Regions from separate parts of the Homo sapiens genome. Here region 1 is linked to region 2. Evidence: read pairs that join two places in POLR2A ChIA-PET (ENCODE). Cell type or tissue: OCI-LY7. All regions are shown on one strand. Each heading gives the region's core, and the rest is flanking DNA. Links, peaks and the distances in the headings are about the cores only.

The links. Peaks named below come from ENCODE experiments on the same cell type or tissue, not always from the same donor. Only the 100,000 strongest peaks of a DNase experiment are listed, where the experiment ranks them.
Region 1: POLR2A ChIA-PET joins it to region 2 with 11 read pairs; 2 of 35 experiments call an interaction of 5 or more read pairs at or near these places.

Annotation. Positions count from the first base shown.
Region 1 is chr12:66,687,295-66,697,926 of GRCh38, reverse strand. It overlaps a transcript of GRIP1 not described here. Among named protein-coding and RNA genes, the nearest start is that of GRIP1, 14 kb to the right of the region's middle. RefSeq lists silencers at 3,724-4,018, 8,786-8,835. In OCI-LY7, for the core only: CTCF peaks have their summits at 3,621 and 3,823 (motif pointing right); DNase peaks (open chromatin) are centred at 3,846, 5,596 and 6,026; H3K4me3 peaks cover 647 bases; H3K27ac peaks cover 2,348 bases.
Region 2 is chr12:66,620,859-66,631,490 of GRCh38, reverse strand. All of the region lies in intron 1 of GRIP1 (glutamate receptor interacting protein 1), which reads left to right. Among named protein-coding and RNA genes, the nearest start is that of GRIP1, 53 kb to the left of the region's middle. RefSeq lists an enhancer at 3,177-3,316. In OCI-LY7, for the core only: CTCF peaks have their summits at 7,236 and 7,447; DNase peaks (open chromatin) are centred at 4,450, 6,420 and 7,790; H3K4me3 peaks cover 1,658 bases; H3K27ac peaks cover 3,941 bases.

The DNA of each region.
Region 1 (10,632 bases), core at 2,305-6,304, 68 kb before region 2:
CAATAAGCTTTTATTCTTGTTGCACTTCGCTTTGTTGAGGGGGTCTTGATTTGCATTTGCTGATTAGAGCCATTTGTCTAATATATAGACATGAGAAACATAGTTTGAATAAGGCCAGAACTTCCTACAAAGAGAGTAACCCACTAAAAATACTTTCGAATCTGTTGCTTTTCACTTCCTTACACCTTCTCTCCTGGAATTTAGTTCAGATTTGGAGCTGTCTATGGACAGAGAAAGAGGCATCAGTTTCATCCCTGTGCCTGACTCAGCTCAGTGCAGCCAGTTAGCACGCTTCTCAGCCCTTCACCACAAAACCAAAAGTATCTTAAAAAGTAGTCTCAAATGTGTGACTGCCCCAAATTGAGCCCCAAGTGAGTCTGGAGCTGAGGGCCAGGTGCATTTGTGTTGTCGGCCATTTCCCTATGGTTATCTAGCCCATTCTGCCTTCTGTTTGAAGATAACTGAAATATTATCAAAAATGGTTTGTTTAAAGGTGTAACAGCTGTGTTTCTGCAAGAAGCTCATAATAATTAAATTAATACCTGTAGTGGCTCTCTCTAAGGAAGTCTGGAAGCTTTGCACATATTAACATATTTATTCTTTCCACCTCTCTCTGATGTGAGGGAAAGGTCATTGTCATTTTTATATTTCCCTTGATGCAAAAGGAAATAAGTTACAGCAAGGATGGAGTTTGAGATAGGTCAGGAGAGAAGGAAAATTGGTCTTTTTTCCCTTTAGATTTTAGTCCTTTTGTTCATGGTTGTTAAAGTTCAAACTATTCCATTCCTCTATCCATTAATACATTTGCTTGTTCCTTCATTCATTCACTACCAAATGTTTATAAAGCACCTGCTATATGTCAGGCACTGGGATCACACTTGTCTTCAGAGTAGTTTGAAACTTCACTGTTGTACAGAAGTTACTTTGTGCTTTACAGAACCCAGAACCACCTCTGGGAAGCACAGTTTATAAACCACTGAAGTAGAACATTCAGTCATTTATTCAACAAGCAACTTTTTTTGCATCTACCAAATTCTATTAGGTGCAGGCTGCCTAACATCCCTCTTGGATCACAAAATCTATAACAGTAATTCTTTTTTTTTTTTTTTTTTTTTTTTTTTTGAGACAGAGTCTTGCTCTGTCACCCAGGCTGGAGTGCAGTGGTGCGATCTCAGCTTACTGCAAGCTCTGCCTCCCGGGTTCACGCCATTCTCCTGCCTCAGCCTCCCAAGTAGCTGGGACTACAGGTGCCCGCCACCATGCCCAGCTAATTGTTTGTTTGTTTGTTTTTTGTTTTTTGTTTTTTTTAGTAGAGACGGGGTCTGTGTTGGCCAGAATGGTCTCGATCTCCTGACCTTGTGATCCGCCCGCCTCGGCCTCCCAAAGTGCTGGGATTACAGACGAGAGCCACCACGCCTGGCCTAACCATAATTCTTTTTAAAATTTCTTTTTCATGCTGAGTATGTTCCACCTTTCTCTAACTCATTCTCTTTGTAGCCTCTTTATGACTATCAGGAATAAAGAATTTGTAGAATGTCTTCTTTGTTACACTGTCCTTAATAATGTTTAGATTGGTATTTTTCTTTAGGCTAGCAACTTACTCATCAGGAATCAAATTCTTCAAATGACAAGGAGCTTGCAGAGCTAGAGTTTTCTGTAGATTGAGAGAAATGAATAGGTTGACTTGTGTTTCTGTATGTCTACTGGGTCAAAGGACCATTCTTGAGATGTGAAAGTACCCTAAAGAGTGGCACAGCTGGTAAGTGTTATGAGTTGTCCTTTAAAAAAAAAATGGGGTTTTGAGATAATAGTAATTTTGCTAATCATTAGCTTATTCCATTTTATGCCTATATTGTGATTTGATTCTCTCTTCCCCTCTTCATTTAGTTTTTCCGTTTTCTTTCAAGCTTCATTCCCATTTGCCCCATGCTACCAGTTCTTTCTTCTCCTGGAATATTTGCCTGCTCCACCATGGACAGACTCTTAGTTATCCTTCACAATCCACCTCCAGTCCCACCTCCTCTGTGAACCTTTCCTACTGCCTCATTTATCCATTCTTCTCACTAATTTGTTTTCTCCCTTTTGCATCCACACATCCTACTGATAGTATCAATAAAGCTGATATTCCACTGAATTATTGTTACTTGTTTAAAGATACCCTGCATATGTAAATGACATTGCAGAAAAGATATTCATTAAGTGATATTTTTATTCCATTCTATCACCTTCACCAATGCCCTCCCCAAGAAGCTCCTTAAAAACGAAGATTATCAACCTCAATTTTGTACCTCTAGTTCCCTCCCCAGTGCTTGAAACATTTGCTTTCAGCTAGCAACAACACTGTAGCAGTTTTGGATAAGATAACCTCCTACCTGCCTAGCAAGGGCTTTCAGATTTATGCCCATGGATCAATCCCATTAGTGGTAGACATGGACTAGGGCCAAGAGGAGGAGTGGAGCCAACCACCGACAAGTCACAGGATCTCCTCCTCTCGTGTGGCCCATAGCTCGTGCTGTGTATCCCAACCTTGGGCTAATCAGTCCACTTCTGGAACAGGTGTTCTCTGTCCAGCATACTGTGGCTGACAGGAGAGGGGAAGAATTTGCCACCTGGTCAGAATTTGTGTAAACAGATGCCATAAAAAAAAAAAAAACAGGTTAGATTGCATGCTGGGTCAGCAGTTGAGGAGTGCTTTGAGAAAAGTGTCTTCCCCCTATGAGCAAGGCTCCTCCTCACACATGGTCAGCCCCACTTCTCCACCCAGAGGAGGTAGAGCCTGTTCTAGGAACTCCTGTTGAACATCTAACACATCGTACTGCACTGGCAGCCTGATGGTCTTTATGACTTGGTTAGAGACAGATGATTTGGAAGTGGGAATAAAAAGCTTTCTTCCTTATTTTAAAAAGATTTGCCTTTGTTTTATGAAATTATAACAACAACAGTTATCAGTAAGACTTTAGTGCTTCAGAGAGATGTTGGACCTCAGATAAGACACAAAAGGAGATCTCACTTAGCCATACCCTCAGCCTGCAACTAGCTCTGCCCTTAGGCTCTGGGTATTTCCTGATCTTTGGGATGTCTACTGTGGTAATCCGGGAACTGGTTACCAGCATCTATTCCCTGGGATATGGAAGCATCTCAGGAATAGTAATGACTTATAATTTTATACTTAGAAAACCAGGATGTCAGTGTACTAGGTGACTGTGGGTTGGGGAAGAATATTAGACCTCAGAAATAATAAGTTAATATCACCAGCAATATCAATAATAGTATTACTGTTTATCACGCACTATGCTAAATACTTTACTAATAATGTAACATAATCCTCACACTAGATATTTTTATTATCTTCATTTATAGTTAAGGAAAGTGATGCTAGCAGATGATAACAACATATAATAATACGTACTGAGCATTTACTGTGAGCTGGCACTGTGCCCATCTGCCAAGATCCTATCAGAATCATGATTCAAACCCTTGTTTTTATTATTATAGGATGAAATCTCCTTGGGGAAGAGGTAAAGGATATGTGGAAACTCTCTGTTTCCACATTTTTTTGCAGCTTTTCATTAAGTCTAAAAGTAATTCAAAATAAAAAAGTTTTTTAAAAACTCAAAACTACAAAGCTCATAATGGCCACTCTCTGCTGCCTCCTCTGGATAATGGCCTCAAGTAGAAATGCTTAGCCCATGTCAGGGATGCTCACAACTCAAATCATGCTGGAAACTGTTCTGCAGGTGTGCACTCCTCAAGGACCCCTGTCTAGTATGTGGCATTCTCATCTTAGATGTGATGAATCTATGTAGTTAGTATGACACATTTTCCCCAGCAGATGGCAGTAAAATGTCTTGAGGAAGAGATGCTGTTTCTGATGCTCATAATAGTACCGTCTGGGCTGGCAGTGGCCCTGAGAGTGCTAAGAAATCTGGAGAAGAGGTAGCAGAATTGAGAAGTGTTTAGGAGGTGAAATTAGATAGCAAGTTGGTGTGGTGTTTTGTTATAAAGATGCCAAATTTGAGTGCAATCAAATCAACCACTAAATTTATCATCAGTTCAAAGGATTTACTCTTCCTGAGCATAGTCCTTCATTTTATGTATCTGTATAATTTCTATTTTTAAAATCATGGGATTCGCCTTGATACAATAGTGATCTAATGAAGAATGAGGATTAATGGAATTTTCTTGTCCATGAATAGACCCATAAAACAGGAAATTTTTTCATGAATGGGCTTTAGGGAGTCCGTGGTCCACTTGCAGTTGTCATGTGAGCATATAAATTTGTGTACATTTTACCGGGGAGAGCTCCAGTAAAATCATATTCTCAGATGGGCCCAGAATGTGTTTAAAAAAATTCTGTCTGAGAGCATATCACCCCGGAAGGCCTAAAATAGATTCAAGGGAGAAGGACAGCAAACTCAGGTGCCTACAAGGGCCAGGCAGATAACAGTGAATGAAGGAACCCTAGTGGGGACTGGGGTGACCTGGAGAATGTATGCCCCAAATATCCAAAGAGGCCACCATTGTCCAGCCCCAACTGAGAGTTGCATGCGGGAATGCAGGCCCAATGTGAAATGAGCTCTTGATTTTTAAAGAGAATCCACAAACCCATAACTTTAAATAAACTATAGACATTTCTGAAGTGTGCAAATAATTTAAAACATTTCTAAACATAGCTCAGGCAAAACGAGCGTACTTACAGGTCACGTGTGGCCCTGGAGCTGCCAGTTTGATAACCTGAGTTTAGACATCACCCTGTCATTCATAAGCTCATGACCTGGCTCTCTTGGGACATACTATGTTAAGGAACTCTGGTACTACTAATTATTGGTTACTATTATAACAACATTCATAGTAATAATGACTAACACCCTAGCACTTTTTATGTATCAAGCACTATCCTAAACACTTTATTCATAACTCCTGTAACATTCTCAACACCCTATGAAGTTAGGTTACAGTGGTTTCCAGCATTTGTTATATGTTAGGTACTGTTCTAGGTCAGGACTCCTCAGCACAAGTCATGACTTACGAAATAATTCTGTAATAATCCTATGAGTAGCTAGAGAAACTGAGGCACAGGAATATTTAGTAACTTGTCGTAGCTCATTTCCTAGATTCAAACCCAGGCAGTCTGGTCCCAGAGCCCACACTCTTATCACTGTGCTGTCCTGACTGCCTCTGGGATACTCTGGGTACTGGTTGTTTTTCAAAGAACTCTCAGCTGTGGTGCTCAGTGGTCCTAGACAAATCCCCTCCTCTCTGCCATGACAATGTGGCACTTCTGACCAAATGCAGTCAGCCCCAGGTCTTCTGTAAAATCCATCTCATCATCTCATTTTCATGTATCACCAGACATACTTTATTCAATCTTTGTTTTTTTTTAAATCTCCTCCAAAATGAACAGATCATAAATCCTTTGCTAGATGAAATTTCCAAATAATGGTGATAGATGGCCTTGTCTTTTGTCTCCTGACTAGTTTGGCCCTGCCTGTCATCACAGCAATCAAAGAGTTGTAAGATGCCATGTAGACGCAGTGCCAAAAAAGGAAGGGACAGCTTAATTCTCCACTCAAATTTCTGTTTCATTTGAACTTCCTCATATGAGTGAAACTTCCTACAGGGTTACACAATTGGAACTCCTGAAATAAGTGAGAAATTACAGTTGTAATTTTAGAGAATTGACTTTAATCTGCAGCTGCAACCTAGAATCTGTATCTGAGGAATGAGAATTGAGATTATGACATGGGAGCATGCAGTGATTTGCAGAATGCACTTGTTTCCAGTTCTGTCTATTGGTGCCAATGCTGAAATCCAAACCCTGCTGAGAGATTGATAATGGAAAACTGAAGGTGGGAGGAAAAAAGCAGGGTATAAATCTACTCCAAAGCTGTCAAATGCAGTGAATTATATCAAATGGTTCTCTAATTTTCTACTTGGAAGATACCTTTTATTTTTTAAAAAAAGATAAATTTGGCTGTTACTTTACAGCTTTGCACTTCCATCAGCTCACCAGTTTTATGATGCTTCCTGTGAGCAGTGGGTCTTAGCGGTTGGTGCATTTCCATTAGCATGCTTCTGCAAAATAGTTCATCCTTCTGTGAGTCCCTTTTGATCAATTAAGCGCCTGCATTTCCCTACGCAAACAAGTTAAGAGAGAGAATCTATGGAAGGACTCTCTTCCTAGGGACTAATTTTAATGTCATTTCTAAAAATAAAGTATTAGATATAAAGGCAAAAGAAAGGTAGCTTTAGAATAAAAGATGCTTGTAAAGAGGACACTTTCATTCACCACTGGGACTTAGAACCAAACTTTCGGAAGAATGAGTGGACAAGGGCATGGTGGGAGCATTGTCGAATTCCAGGCTTGATAACGTAGGCAACCATTAAGAACCATTCAGAGATCTATATAACAAGAAAGGTAAAAGTTGATGGATCTAACTTTGGAAAAGTATATGTATTTTTTAATTCCTTGTAAAAACTTGAAAGTAAATTCCTCCCTGTTGTATTTTTAATGAAATATTTAGACTTTTCCCTTTGCTTTATGGAAGAAACCTCTAGTGTATTCATTTGATAGTTTTTCTTATTCAGCCTAAGCACAAATCACAGCACTTGAACAAACCCAATGTTTCTAATAGTTTGTGCTTTTGCCTTCCACCAGGACCACAGATACAAATGACTGAAGGCACATTCCTTAAAGAAAAACCTTGACTATGAGAAGTGACAAATAAGGTTTGGTTTAGAAGTCATTGAATTTAGTAGTGGTTGCACTGGAGTTGAGTGGTGGAGGTTAGTTCTGAAGTTAAAGCATGAAACAAAAATCTCATAAAATGAAAATTACCCTTGACTAATTCTTGTATTTCTTGGGTTGAGCAAATAGCATAGCTGGCTAGCATGGAGAAAAGGGAACCTATTTACACTGTTGTTGGAAATGTAAATTAGTGCAACCATTATGGAAAACAGTATGGAGGTTTTTTTGTTTTGTTGTTTTGTTTTTGACACTGGGTCTTGCTCTATTGCCCAGGCTGGACTGCAGTGGCAGGATCATAGCTCACTGCAGCTTCAAACTCCTGAGCTCAAGCAATCCTCCTGCCTTAGCCTCCCGGATACCTGGGACTACAGGCACACACCACAATGCCTGGTTAATTTTTCTAAGCAACATAGCGAGAACTTGTCTCTAATAAAAATTAAAAAAAATTTTTTGAAAAAATTTTTTTTTAATTTTTATTAGAGACAAGGTCTCGCTATGTTGCTTAGGCTGGTCATAAACTCCTGAGCTCAGCTGGTTCTCCTGACTTGACGTCCCAGATTCTTGGGGTTATAGACATGAGCCATCGTGCTTGGTCTAAAAAATTAAAAATAGTACTAAACAATCCAGTAATCCCACTTGCGGGTATATATCCAAAAGAAATGAAATCGGCATCTTGAAAAGACACCTGTACCCTCCGTGTTAATTGCACAGTAGCCAATATGTGGAAACAACCTAAGTGTCCATCAAGAAATGAGTAAATAAAGAAAATATGGTGTATGTGGTGTGTGTGTGTGTGTGTGTGTGTGTAATATTATTGAGCAATGAAAAGAAGGAAATCCTGCCATTTACTACAATATAGATGAGCCTGGAGGATATTATGTTAAGTGAAATAAGCCAGACACAGAAAGACCAATATTATATGATCTCACTTATATGTGGAATCTAAAAAAGTCAAATTTGGCTGGATGTGGTGGTTCACGCCTGTAATCCTAGCACTTCAGGAGACCAAGGCAGGAGGATTGCTTGAGCCCAGGAGTTCAAGACCAGCCTGGGCAATGTAGGGACAGCCCTTCTCTACAGAAAATAGAAGAAATTAGCCATGTGTGATGGCATTTGCCTGTGGTCCCAGCTACTCAGGAGGCTGAGGCAGGAGAATTGTCTGAGCCCTGGAGGCTGAAGCTACAGCAAGCCATGATCACATCCCTGCACTCTAGCCTGGGCAAGAAAGCGAGGCCCTGTCTCAAAAATAAATAAATAAATAAATAAAAATAAATAATTTTAAAATTACAATACATTAAAATGTCCAATTCATAAAAGAGTAAAATGGTGGCTGCCAGAGGTCTGGGAGTGGGGGAAATGGGGAGATGTTGATCAAAGGGTACGAACTTTCAATTACAAAAAGAATAAGTTCTGGAGATCTAATGTACAGCATGGTGACTATAGTTAATAATACTGTATTGTTTACTTGAAATTTGGTAAGAGAGTAGATCTTAAGTACCCTCATGACCCCCGTCACACCCACATCAATGCTGAGTGGTGATGAATATGTTAATTGATTGTGGTCATTTAACAGTGTATATATATATTAAATCATCATGTTGTATACCTTGAATATATACAATTTTTATTTTATGCCAAATACACCTCAGTAAAGCTAGGTAAAAATGTTTCTCCTGCATATGCCTTTTGAAATGTATATATAGACTTAAGCCATGGCTAGCACACAGAGAAGTAAGTGAGTGCTAGCCATGTTGATGATGATCATGATGACAATGACAATGATTGACTTGATTGGTTCCCAGAATTCTGACCAGAACCCAGGTTCCCCTGACCTTCCGCCTGCTTTTCCTGGACTTCGGCTCCCCCTTGGCTTTCCCATGTGCCCCTCGTTTCTTGACAACTCGGCCTCTGTTACTGTCACCAGATACTGTGCTAAATTTTTGGATTACTGTCAACACAAGCTTTGTTATACTCATCTAAGAACTTAGAGGGATCCCATGATCCTTCCTGTCTTTTGATGGGAAACTGGACCGAGGTTGTCTTCAAGTATCTGGCCTCAATTTGGTCGTCTGGTCAGTTCCCAGCCAGCCTGCCTGAGCCCTGCACTCCCATTTCTGATCCTTTGCTGCCCTCTAGTAGCTGCTTGCCTGACTGTGCAGCTGTGCAGACCTGAAAGGGAAGGTGTACTTGCTAGACTGCAGGGGGCTTGTGCACCTGGATGTTAAGAAGGTGCCTGATGAGAGGAAGAGACCCAGTGAAGAATGTCCTTCAACCCTGACTTCTTTTATCTTTTCCATGGTTTTTCACGGCGCCCATTTTTATAGAGCCCTTTTCCCCTTTAGACATTATTAGAGGGTTGTTTCCTCCTTTGAAGGAAAATAAAATGCCTTTCCTTTTTTTTTTTTTTCAGAGTCAGTGATTGGTGATTGAAAGTGTTTGCAAAACATCCCCAAGGAGCACTTTAATGTCATTTTTATGGAAATAAAGTGGAAAATAATAGGCACTGTTTTTTTAAGTGAAAGAAAAGGACCCTTCTGGGTTTTGGTAATGAACTTAGGAAGACAAGATATTATGAGCAGAAACCTTTGAGATTTGGTAAAATGTGAATTTCCTAAGAGAGAAGCACAAGAGTGAGACCTTTTTCTTTGTTGTTTTCTGAGTCTATGCTTCTTATATAACTATATTACAAATGGAATGGACTCTGGAGCCTCCTAATTTTTCAGTGTACACACAAATACACATATATTTGAATATTATTTTCATAGCCAGTCGTACTCTTTGTAAAGCACTTGAAAATTGACAAAGTGCTTTCTTATTTATTATCTAATTTGATCATCACAGCAGCCCAGTGAAATTGGTAAATTCAGTACTGTAACAGAATGGTAGAACTGTAAGGAATTTTAGAGACACAACTGCCTTATTTTGCAGATCAAGAATCTAAAGCTTAAAAAAGAGTATTAGACAAGACTCTTTGATCCCAAGTGACAGAAATCCAACTCCAACTAAATTAGCAAAATGGAGACCATACTGACCGAAGTAACTAAGTCCGGTGTATTAGGGATTTAGAAATGGATGAATCCGGATGTTCCAATGGCATCTCCAGGAATATGTCACTCTCCATCCCTCGACTCTATTTTCCTCTGTCTTGGTATGATTCAAAGTCAGCTTTTCCCATGTGGTGATAAGATAGCAACTCCAAGTACATAGCCTGCCATTCCCAGTGGAATGCAGACTATCTTCTTTGCAGCAGTTCTAACAAAAGTTCTGGGATTACATCTCATTAGCATGGCTTGTGTGACTGCCTATTTCTGGACCAGTCCCCGTGACTAAGGGATTGTATGTTCCACTTAGTCAGCCTTGATACCCATACCTGGAGGGGTAGACGTAGGGGAGTGCCAGCTCCATGCACACCACATGGACCGAGAGTGGGTCCGCAAGAGAAAATTAAGGTGTTATTCCCTGAAGAGGAAGGAGCCCTTGATGCTGTTTAAGCATGAGCAATTCATGTGGATTAACTGACCTTTGGTATAAATGGGTTCTGTAGCTTTTAAGTTAAAATTTAGAACTACATGTTTAGTATTGTGAGTTAGAACTTTCCCTGTGAATATACTTTTCCAGCAAAGGAATTGTATTTTTTTTTTCACCTTTTTACATCCAGGGCCCATCATGGTGGCTGGCATAGGGGGTGTGCTCAGTCACTTTTACCCAAGATGAAACAGCCAATATGTAACTACATTAGAATTTTAACCTGAGGCTTCTGACTCCTTAGACATCTTTCAACTCTACCATCCTATTGCCCATGTTTAATTTTCCTTTTCCTTACTTTCCACCATTATTACAGTTAGTGATATTTGATTAAAATATTCTAGGTGTTAGTATTTGTC
Region 2 (10,632 bases), core at 4,189-8,188:
GATAGTATTGTTTTGTTAGTAGGTTTTCATGTTCTATTTGAATATCACCTTTAAGATCTCTTTTATCAGAGCAGTAAGCAGAGCCAATGAACAAATATTTATCAAGTGCCTATAATGTACAAGATGCTCTGTGGGAAACAAAAATCAATAAGAAATAACGCCAGCTTCAGCGGTTTTTTTCAATCAAGCCCATGCCCAAGAAAATATTAGCTTTCCTGATTTGCTTACTGTCATTGGAGTAATAGAAAGTTTTAGCCAGGCGCGATGGCTCATGCCTGTAATCCTAGCACTTTGGGAGGCCAAGACAGGCAGATCACTTGAGGTCAGGAGTTCAAGACCAGCCTGGCCAACATGGTGAAACCCCTTCTCTACTATAAATACAAAAATTAGCCGGGCATGGTGGCAGGCACCTGTAATCCCAGCTACTCTTGGTTGGCTGAGGCAGGAGAATCGTTTGAACCTGGGAGGCGGAGGTTGCAGTGAGTGGAGATCATGCCACTGCACTCCAGCCTGGGGGATAAGAGTGAAATTCTGTCTCCAAAAAAAAAAAGTTTTATTTTTCTCATCTATTATTACTAAAATTATCCCAATAAATATAGCCAACAAACGTGGAGATTTAGTTTTGCAGAAATGCTTTCTGGCTATTTCTTCTCTACAATGTAATCTCAGTAAAATCCTAAGAATAGACAGTTCTTCAATAGAGGCTTTCACCTATTTGAAAACATCTTTTATTGCACTGAAAATGTGATAAGATGCAGAAGCAGACTATTGCTTTGATTCATAAGAGAGTAACTGAACCACTCTGAGTCTCTGCTCACTGCCCTCATGTCCATGCCCTCATAGACAGTCTCATAATGATAGCACAGCTAACTTTTGAATGTATGGCCTTTAAGACACCCAGGAAGATAGACTCCATTTTAAACTGTTTTCAACTAACTTCTCCAAGACTTACTTTTCTCACCTGGCAAATGCGATTCATTCTTTCACTCAAAAAAATTTTTATACAAATCAAGCTCTAAAGTCCATGTTTTTTGCCCCATAAGAACTTAAGCCCCTTGAGGGAAGAGACCAGAGGAAAAAGTCCACATCCAGAGAGACTGAGAGTTGGGATTTGAGGACAGGGATTCTGATTTTTTTTTTTTTCCTTGACACAGAGTCTCGCTCTGTTGCCCGGGCTGGAGTGTGGTGGCTTGATCCTGGTTCAACCTCTGCCTCCCAGGTTCAAGGAGTCTCGTGCCTCAGCCTCCTAAGTACCTGGGATTACAGGTATGCACCACCATGCCCAGATAATTTTGTATTTTTAGTAGAGACAGGGTTTCACCATGTTGCCCAGGCTGGCCTCAAACTCCTGGCCTCCAGTGATCTGCCTGTCTCAGCCTCCCAAAGTGCTGGGATTACAGGTGTGAGCCACCACACCCAGCTCTGAATTTTTTTATATTCTCTTCAATACCTAGTAGAAAGAGCCTTGGATATTGTAGCTGCAAAATTTATTATTTAAAAAAAAAGTGTGTAAAGGCCCCCAAGCCCTGGCCTATACTTAATAGAGTAAAAACCCGAGATTCAAAGACTTTCAGGAAAAACAACAAGAACCAAAACTGGCTTGTGGGTCTTTTTAAGGTAAAATTAAGCTATATGAAACTAGAATCTTGACATATTTTCTCACACAAAATTTCAACATGGGAATGTAATAGATGAATGGGTTAGTATTCTTTCAAATGAAGGCTCTATGTATATTTAAAGAATTCACTCCCTCATGGAGAAAGCAAACATTTCTGGATGAAAGTAGGTCCAGTGTGGTTTGTAACATGCTTTTAAGTGTTATTTTAGTACATTGTTTCAGATTTGGTTTAATAATTAACCACGTTCTTTTCCCTGTGTTTTTACATTGTGTCCCTTCCAGAAATTGACTTCTGTGGAAAAATTACATTTGAATGTTCACTTGAGTTAAAGCTTTAAAGCAAATATTACGACTCAAGATTATAATTAGAGGCTTTAGAACTACCAGTCATCGAAGACATGGCTCAGTGGAATCCAAGCTTATTGTTATTAGGGAGCGGAGATGAAGTATAGGAGCTTGTATCACCTTTTGCTTCAGGAACATGACAGTGCCACTCTGATAACTCTGTGAAATGCTGGTCATCACATGTGTTAGGCTTCATGCCATTTGTGTCGTTAAGGCTTGTCAGCACTATGTGCTGCAAAGTGTGAGGGACTGCTCCAGCCAGGCTCATTCATTTTAATATGTCTTGTCAACTTCCCAAGAATATCCTAATGTACTAAAACAAATATTTTCTTGTGGAATAGAGCCTCCTCAATTACACCAAAATCCAGCCATACAATTCAGAACTTTTGTTTCTAGAATATGATAAATGAAAACAGAGAATTAAATTTTGCATGCTAATATGCATACTTGCAATAAAGAAGGAAAAATTACCTGAATGGTGTATTGTGTTTCAGAGAATAGATTTAACATTCCTTTAATGATAGCATTTAAAAATGATTGTTGAGTAGCTACTACTTGTGAGTGTGTGGAAGTACAATGGTGCAAAACAGACTTAGTCCCTGCCCTTTTGGAATTCATAGTTTGGTGGGGTAAAAAATAGATGCCTAACTCTAAACTGTGATTATTTATATAAGGGGTGCTTAACTTCAGCCCTATTGACATTTTGGGCCGGATCATTCTTTGCTGTGGGAGCTGTTCTGGGCATTGCTGGGTGTTTAGCAGCGTCCCCGGCCTCTAACCACTAGGTGCCAACAGCAACCTCTTCCCCAGTTGTGACAATCAAAAATATCTCCAGATGTTGTCACATAATCTCAGGAAAGGAGCAAATTCACCCCTGGTGGAGAGGTGCCCTGATTTATATGAAGGAAAATTACAAGAAATTTTGCGAATACACAACAAGGAAAACTAGGCCTAAATTGGCAAAGCTTTCAGAGAAGTGGCATGGTGATGTTTGTATTAAACTCTGATGAGGGGTTAACAGGACTAAAAGGGCTGGAGGAAGCAGGAGAGGAGGAGGGAAAATGAGAAAAGGAACAAGCTAGTTTAGATTTCCTGCTGAAGGCTGGTTCCTTGTACATGTTAGTACGGGAAATCCCTTGAAAGCAGGGCAGTGTTAGGGTCCTGTTCAGACCCCTGCTTTCACTGGAGGCCTAGGTACACAGGGGAACTCAAGGAATTTTTATTGAAGGCATAATGTATATTCCCTCTAACAGGCACAGTGATGAGCTCTAGAGATATAAAATTACCAAGCCATGTTCTCTGGTATCTGTGAGCTCACAATCTATTTAGAACAAATAAGGGATCTAGAGAAAGCCTGCTCTGAAGAGATGACATTTGAAGAATAGTGAAGGATGGGCAGGTGCCAGGTGGCTATGGCTTTCCCCAGCTGCTCCAAGCAGAGTTGGGGGATTTCTCCTCGATGCTTATTTTGTGGTTTGTTAGTGCTTCTGTCATCGTCCTTACAGCTCTGGGCACAACTAGATCTAAATGATCAAGTATTGGAATTCACAAACAAATCTCTTTCCTTTCTCCCTTTCTCCCCTAGCCTCCTCCTCACACTCCTGCTCTCCAGCCCTCTCAGGCTCTCCCTCCCTCTCACCCTCATTCCCAGGCAGGCAGGCTTCTCCCCAGGGAGCCCTTACACAATCCCAGCTCCAAGACTAGCAGAAGGAGATTTTCTTCCTTTGTAAAATTTCCAACAAAGGGCCTCAAGTCGAGTCCTGCTATGTCTGAGGGAATGACTCCCCGACTCTGAACCAGTCACTACACCCAGGGGATCCAGTGTTCTGATTGACTAGAACTAGGTCTCTGCAACCCCTTCTTCAAATCTGCAGGGAAAATCAGCTCCACTCAAATGGCATGGGGCTGACTTGGGGAAAGACGTATCCTCAGATAAATCCAGATACTATTAGAAGAAAAGGGAGAAATGGATGCTAATTAGACAAGAATATTACTCGTCCACTACAGTAACTTACTCACCCTCCCCAACTACACTGTGAGAACTGCTACAGTCAGCTTTGACACTTGTCAGACATATACTTGACACATGGAAAATATTCAATACATACTGTGGATATTTGCTGAATTAATGAGTGAATGAGAAAGTGAACTGATATTTTCACTTTGTTTTGTGTACTGAGCTCTGATGAAATGAAGAAGAATCAGGGAAATCAATTAGGAGTCTGTTTGGTAGTCCTGCCAGAGATTTGGTAGACTTGGTTGTTGTGTTGAATTTCAGGATTGCAGTCTCCTTAGCAGTACAGAAACATCTTAAGGATAGGCACCGGAATCTACCACAAAGAAATCATCTGATGAAGAGCCAATAGTAATATAGTATTTGTAAAGTGAGTGTGAGCTACCTTGACTGATGAGAAAGAACATCTAAGTATTCTTCATCAAAGGAATGAGTACAGCTGTCATAATGCTTTGTAGGGCAGATGATGGCCCAGCAGCCAGTGGCAGGTTAAGCAAGAGCCTAATCTGTAAGCACCTGTGGTTAGAAAATGGGAAGGCACAGTGTACAATGACATTTGGAGCTTAATGTCCATGGAAATGAATTACTTGGACCATGCAGGGATGGTCAGAGAGCATGAGAGCATGAATCCTGGCAAAATAGCATCAGTGCCAAGTTCTCGTTTGTCCTGACTCAGAGCCCTTTCTTCTTGACACCTGCAGAGTCATTTCTACAGAAAGAAGCAGGACTGTTTCTCATCAGGATTCTATGCTCGTGTCCAGAACTGTGAAATGAGGAGTGGTGACGCTGACTATACCTCCTTTTAATTGAGACAGTAAGGCCTTCTCACCTTCCCCAGCTTACTGGGGATGGGAACAGAACATAAGACACCAGCAGAAAGAGAAGCCAAGAGAAAGTAAGGACAGAGCACATTTATCAGGGCAAACTAAGCAAATGCTTTCAGAATATAGGTTATCCAGATACTCCTAGCTATGGGTGGTTTATATTCAAGACATTTAAGAAATGTTTCCTCAGTTTTCTCTAGAGAAATACTATACTATTTGTTGTGCACACGTAGTATTTATATTCAGAAGATAATATGTACTTTAGTTATAAATATATTGATTTTTAATTGAACTTTTGTTTGACTCTTTTAGCATTTGGTTTTAAAAGTAAATATACTTTTTTTTTTTTGGAGATGGGGTCTTACTCTGTCTCCCAGGCTGGAGTGCAGTGGTGCGGTCTCAGCTCACTGCAACCTCTGCTTCCCATGCTCAAGCAATTCACCCACCTCAGCCTCCCAAGTAGCTGGGAGCACAGGTGCACGCCACTATAGCTAGCCAATTGTTTTTGTTTGTTTTTTGTATTTTTGATAGAGATGGGGGTTTCACCAAGTTGCCCAGACTGGTCCCCAACTCCTGAGCTCAGTTGATCTGCCCACGTCGGCCTCCCAAAGTGAAAGATAAATAAACTGTTTTGTGTTTTTGAGACTGATAAGCTTGTTCTTCCCTCTGCCTAGAGAATCTCCCCTCCAGAAGTGGGCTGGTTCCTTCTTCTCATTTAAGTGTCAGCCCATGTCACATCCACAGAGAGTCATTCTCTTTCTGATAGTGCTTCCTCTCTCCCACTCTGGAACTCTCAGTACCCGAAATTCTTAGTAGGTATAAAATAAATATTTTATTAAATGCTACATGGGAGACACTTGCAAATGTCTCTATATACTCTTTATTCTATTTATATTTTTATCAAACTTCTCATCTAAGGAATAGCAACCCCTTACATTTGCTAGACTATCTTAAAATTATTCCTTTTTGGAAGCTCCATTTAAAATTTACGTTTGCATAATTTTTCCACCTCAGTGATGTTTCTCATTAAACTCTTAACACTTTAAAACTGCTTATGTTGGCTCAAATTTCAAGGGTAATTCCATCATTTTGAATTTCTTCATTTTATACCTACTGTCAGAAAGCAATTACAATAAAAAATCACTTATACTCACTATGGTTTTTCATATAATAGTATAAATGACTGTATTTCAATATAAATGTGTAAATTTTATTACTTTATTGAGTCCCTTTAAAAATTGATGTAACTTAAAGCACTGTAAATTCTCAGAAAAATGTGTTATAAGATCTACTGGTCATCTATTCATATGGGAAAGTACGTATGTGAAAATATGTCTGTATGCAAGTAGGATGCATAACCCAGATCAAGGAGTCAGTTCAGTTTGGGGAAAACATAATGTATACCATCCATAATGGAAGCAAGACAATAATGTAAATGATAAGATGCGAGTTACATTGGTTAAGAACAAAATGAAGCTATTATAATATATGCAACTTAAATAACATGGCAGCCCATCTGGTCACTTGAAGACCTTTCTCCAAATCTGTCCCCAGATTCATAAGTATAAGGTCATGACAGATAATAACATATGTCTCTTCCTTCCTGAGACCTTTCTGCCTTGTGTTTTAAATAAAGAATGACATTACAAGCTTACCACCTACACCAAACCTATTTAAAAAAAAAAAAAGGAACTGAAATACATGATCTAAAAGTAAAGTATAGTCTTGCCTTGATTTTCATTTGCATTTGACGTTTTAAAACATGGCAAAACCCAGTAATGAATTTTTACTTTGAGCCATTTCTAAATGTTTTGCTGGAAATTAGCTGTAAATATTACAGTCTCTGGAACAAGTTAAATTGGAAATGTTGCTCGTGCTAAATGAAATAATTAACTATGAATGAAAATCCTGATAGAAAAATGTACTTTTCACACATCTTTTACAGATGTGCTACACTGCATGGGAAATTTCACATGGAGAAAGTCAAATAACCACTGTCTTTCCTTAGAGATATATTTAAAAGGGGTAAGAGGTATGAAAATGAATGTATATGCTATTATCCATCAGCCTAGTACTTGCTGCAGAGGATAATTTCAATTCTTTGCTGTATGTACTTAGCCTAAATGATTGTTTTACATGCTTTATTTCTCTAATGCATTCAGAGAGAATCAATAAATTATATTTATTATTCAGAGGCAAGAGACATTTTGTAATCTATCCAATCATGAATTTCTAATGTATCTATTTTACTTTAAAATGTTACTTTACTTCTAATTTTTTTCTCTCTTTAGGGATTAATCACAATCATAGCAACCTATTACACATTTTGACGTGAAATTGTAAATCATCTTGTTACATATTTTTGCACTTTCCAAAATAAGACATTTTGTTTAATTATTCAAACCAAATTAATGGTGCTGATCTCTGTGCAACATAATCTAGACCTTTGAGAGGGCAAACATGCATATGGAAACAGAGGAACCAATTGAAATAATGCATTTTCTTACAAGGTTTTTAAATATTCAAAATCAGAGGAATGTTTAACTTCTATCTTATTGTAGAAATCTGTTTAGGTGGGAAAGATACTGACTCCTAGAGGATAAAATTGTATTTCCATCATCTAGCACAGTGCGTTGCACCCTGAAATTACTGAATAAATATATGAACAAATGAATGAATTAATTATAAAGGAGCTGTGTTTCAAAAAATGCTTCCCTGCAATAATAATAATAGTGTAGCTGAAGATTGGTTTTATTGAAGGAAACCAAAAGATAATAAATTTAAAAGAAAAAATTCATATATTCCTATAAAATGTTATGTGGAGCTACGACCAGCTAAAATGTCCTATGGTCATTTTAAGTAGTTGTTTGAGTACATTGATCAAATTGAAACCAAAGAGACATCAAAAACCAAATAGGAAATGTCTTTAATCCTGAAAATAAATATGGTCCACTTGCACTTGAAATGCCCAGTGCTTCCAGCAGCTGAGCCTACAGAAGAAATGAGGAAGTGACTCAGGTTCTGAGAAGAAACAGAAAGAGGGAAGGGATGACTGGTATGTGAGCCCCAGTTAGGAAACTTGGGGCTTCCAGGAGGAAAACTAGACCATAAATCTGAGGGTGATGTGAGCCAAGTTTAGAAAAATTATAAATTCCATGAACTTGACCATCCTTGTAAGACTGAAATGTTCAAGTATATATTGTTTCCCATTTAGTTGGAACTCATCATACCAAGAGATGATACAGACTGATCAACTTTAAGTAGGCCCAATCCCAGTTAGCAGCTATGTGACAATGGGCAAGCTACTTAACGTCTCTGTGCTTCTGTTTCATTTCCTGAATACTGCAGATAAGAATGCCTTATCAAGTTATTGTGAAGTTTAAATGAATTAATACTTATAAAGTGCTTATGACACTACTTTGATTAAAGATTTATGAAATAAAGTTCATTGAAGATAAATTATTAAGAAAAGCAGAGAGACTTAGGCTATATCTCTAAATGTTATGCCTCTCCATGAAAATATTTCTTGTAACTACTTCTAGAAACAGAAAACTTTTGGCAAGGCTATTAGTCTGGTTCATTCATTCATTCATTCGGCAGTTACCTACTGAGCATCTACTGTTCATCAGGAAGTATTCTAGATACTGAGGATATAGTAATAAAAATAAACTAAAATCATGCTCAATGTCCTCATGGAATTCATAATATAGAGGGGGAGACAGCTAAGTAAACAGTAATTCTGTATAGTAAATCTTGTAGTAAACAACATATGGGGTGCCGCAGGAGCTCAAACTAGCACATCAACCCTTTCACTGCATGAATAGTAGGTGGAAATAGGAACAGATCATGTGAAACATCCCGAAAGAGGGGATGACTGGGTTGAGACTAGAAGGATGAGTATGAGTAAGGCAGGTATAGGGAAAATGAAGAGTATTTTAGAGACAGAGAATTCCAGATCATTGAAGTTAGATGGCAAGGGGGAAATGAAACTAAAAAAGTAGGCAGGGACCAGGTAACAGAGAAAACCATGTGCCATGTTGTCTGGACCTTAAGATCAATTGGAAACAGTATTCAGTTGCCTGGCATGCTTGCTCTTTAGCCTCTCACATTGTATATATATTTTTTGGTTTTAATGGGTACATAGTATGTATTCATGGGGTATATGAGATGTTTTAATACAGGTATATCATGTATAATAATTACATTAGGGTAAATGGGGTATCCAGCATCTCAATTATCTTTTTTTGTGTTGCAAACAATCCAAATATATTTCCTTATTTTTAAATGCACAATAAATTATTGTTGACTGTAGCCACCCTGTTGTGCTATCAAATACTAGATCTTATTAGATCTTATTCATTCTATCTATATTTTTGTACCCATTACCCATCCCCACTTCCTCTCCCTCCTCCATCACATTGTATTTGTTTGGAATTTATTTGGGGCAAAAGTGACTTGTAGCATAACTCAAGGGTTCTGCTTAGAAATTAATTGTATTATAGGTTAATCAAAGTGGAATCAGTACAGTGATTTCTTGGATATGACACCAAAAGCACAGCCACCAGAAGAAAAAAAAGGATAAACTGGACTTCTCCAAATTAAAACCTTTTGTACATCAAAGTACATTATTGACAGAATGAAAAGGCAACCCATGGAATGGGAGAAAATATTTGCAGATCATATATCTGACAAAGAATATCCAAAATATATAAAGAATTTTACAACTCAACAGCAAAAGCAAAAACAAACAACCTAACTCAAAGATGGGCAAAGGACTGGAAAAGACCTTTGTCGAAAGAAGATACACAAATGGGCCATAAGCACAAGAAAAGATACTCAGCAATACTAGACATTAGGGAGATGCAAATCAAAACCATAGTAAGATAGCACTTTATATCCATTAGGATGGCTATTAAAAAACAGAAAATAGCAAGTATTAGCAGGAATGTGGAGAAACTGTAACCCTTTTGCATTACTAGAGGGAATATAAAATAGTGTAGCTGCTGTGGAAAACAGTTTGGGGATTCCTCAAAAACTTAAACATAGAATTAACATATGATCCACAATTCCACGCCTACATATATACCCCAAAGAATTGAAAGCAGGGACTCAAACAGATACTTGTACCTCACTGTTCAGAGCAGCATTATTCACAATAGCCAAAAGGTGGACACGAGCCAAATGTCCATCAACAGATGAATAAACAAAATGTATACATACAAGGGAATATTATTCAGCAATAAAAGGTAATGCAGTTTGATACATCTTGAAATGTGGATACACTTGGAAGACATTATGCTAAGTGAAAAGGCCAGATACAAAAGGACACACATTATGTCACTGCCCTATGTGAGTTGCCTAGAATAGGCAAATTCATAGAGACAGAAAGTAGAATAGAGGTTACCAGGAACTGTGGGGGGACAATGGGAAGTTATTGTTTAATTAGTACAAAGTTTCAGTTTGGGATGATAAAAAAAAGTTCTGAAGATAATAGGGGTGATGGGTGCACAACACTGTGAATGTACTTAATGTTGTTGAACTGTATACTTAAAAATTGTTAAAATGAACAATTTGTGTTATGTCTATTTTACCATAATATAAAAAATGTAAATGAAATCGCTCTGCTTTGCAATTTATAAAATGCTTTTCCAAAAATATGTTAAAACTTTTCTAAATACAGTAATTTCTGAAAACTTAATTTATTCATTATCTTTTGCCTCTGGGATTTGGAAGAGTCTAAACCTGAGTGAATTAGGGAAGTTTGGGCAGGAAAAGTGAATCATCATGCTGCAGCCTCCAGTCTTCAAAAGAATTTCTACAACCAACCCTTA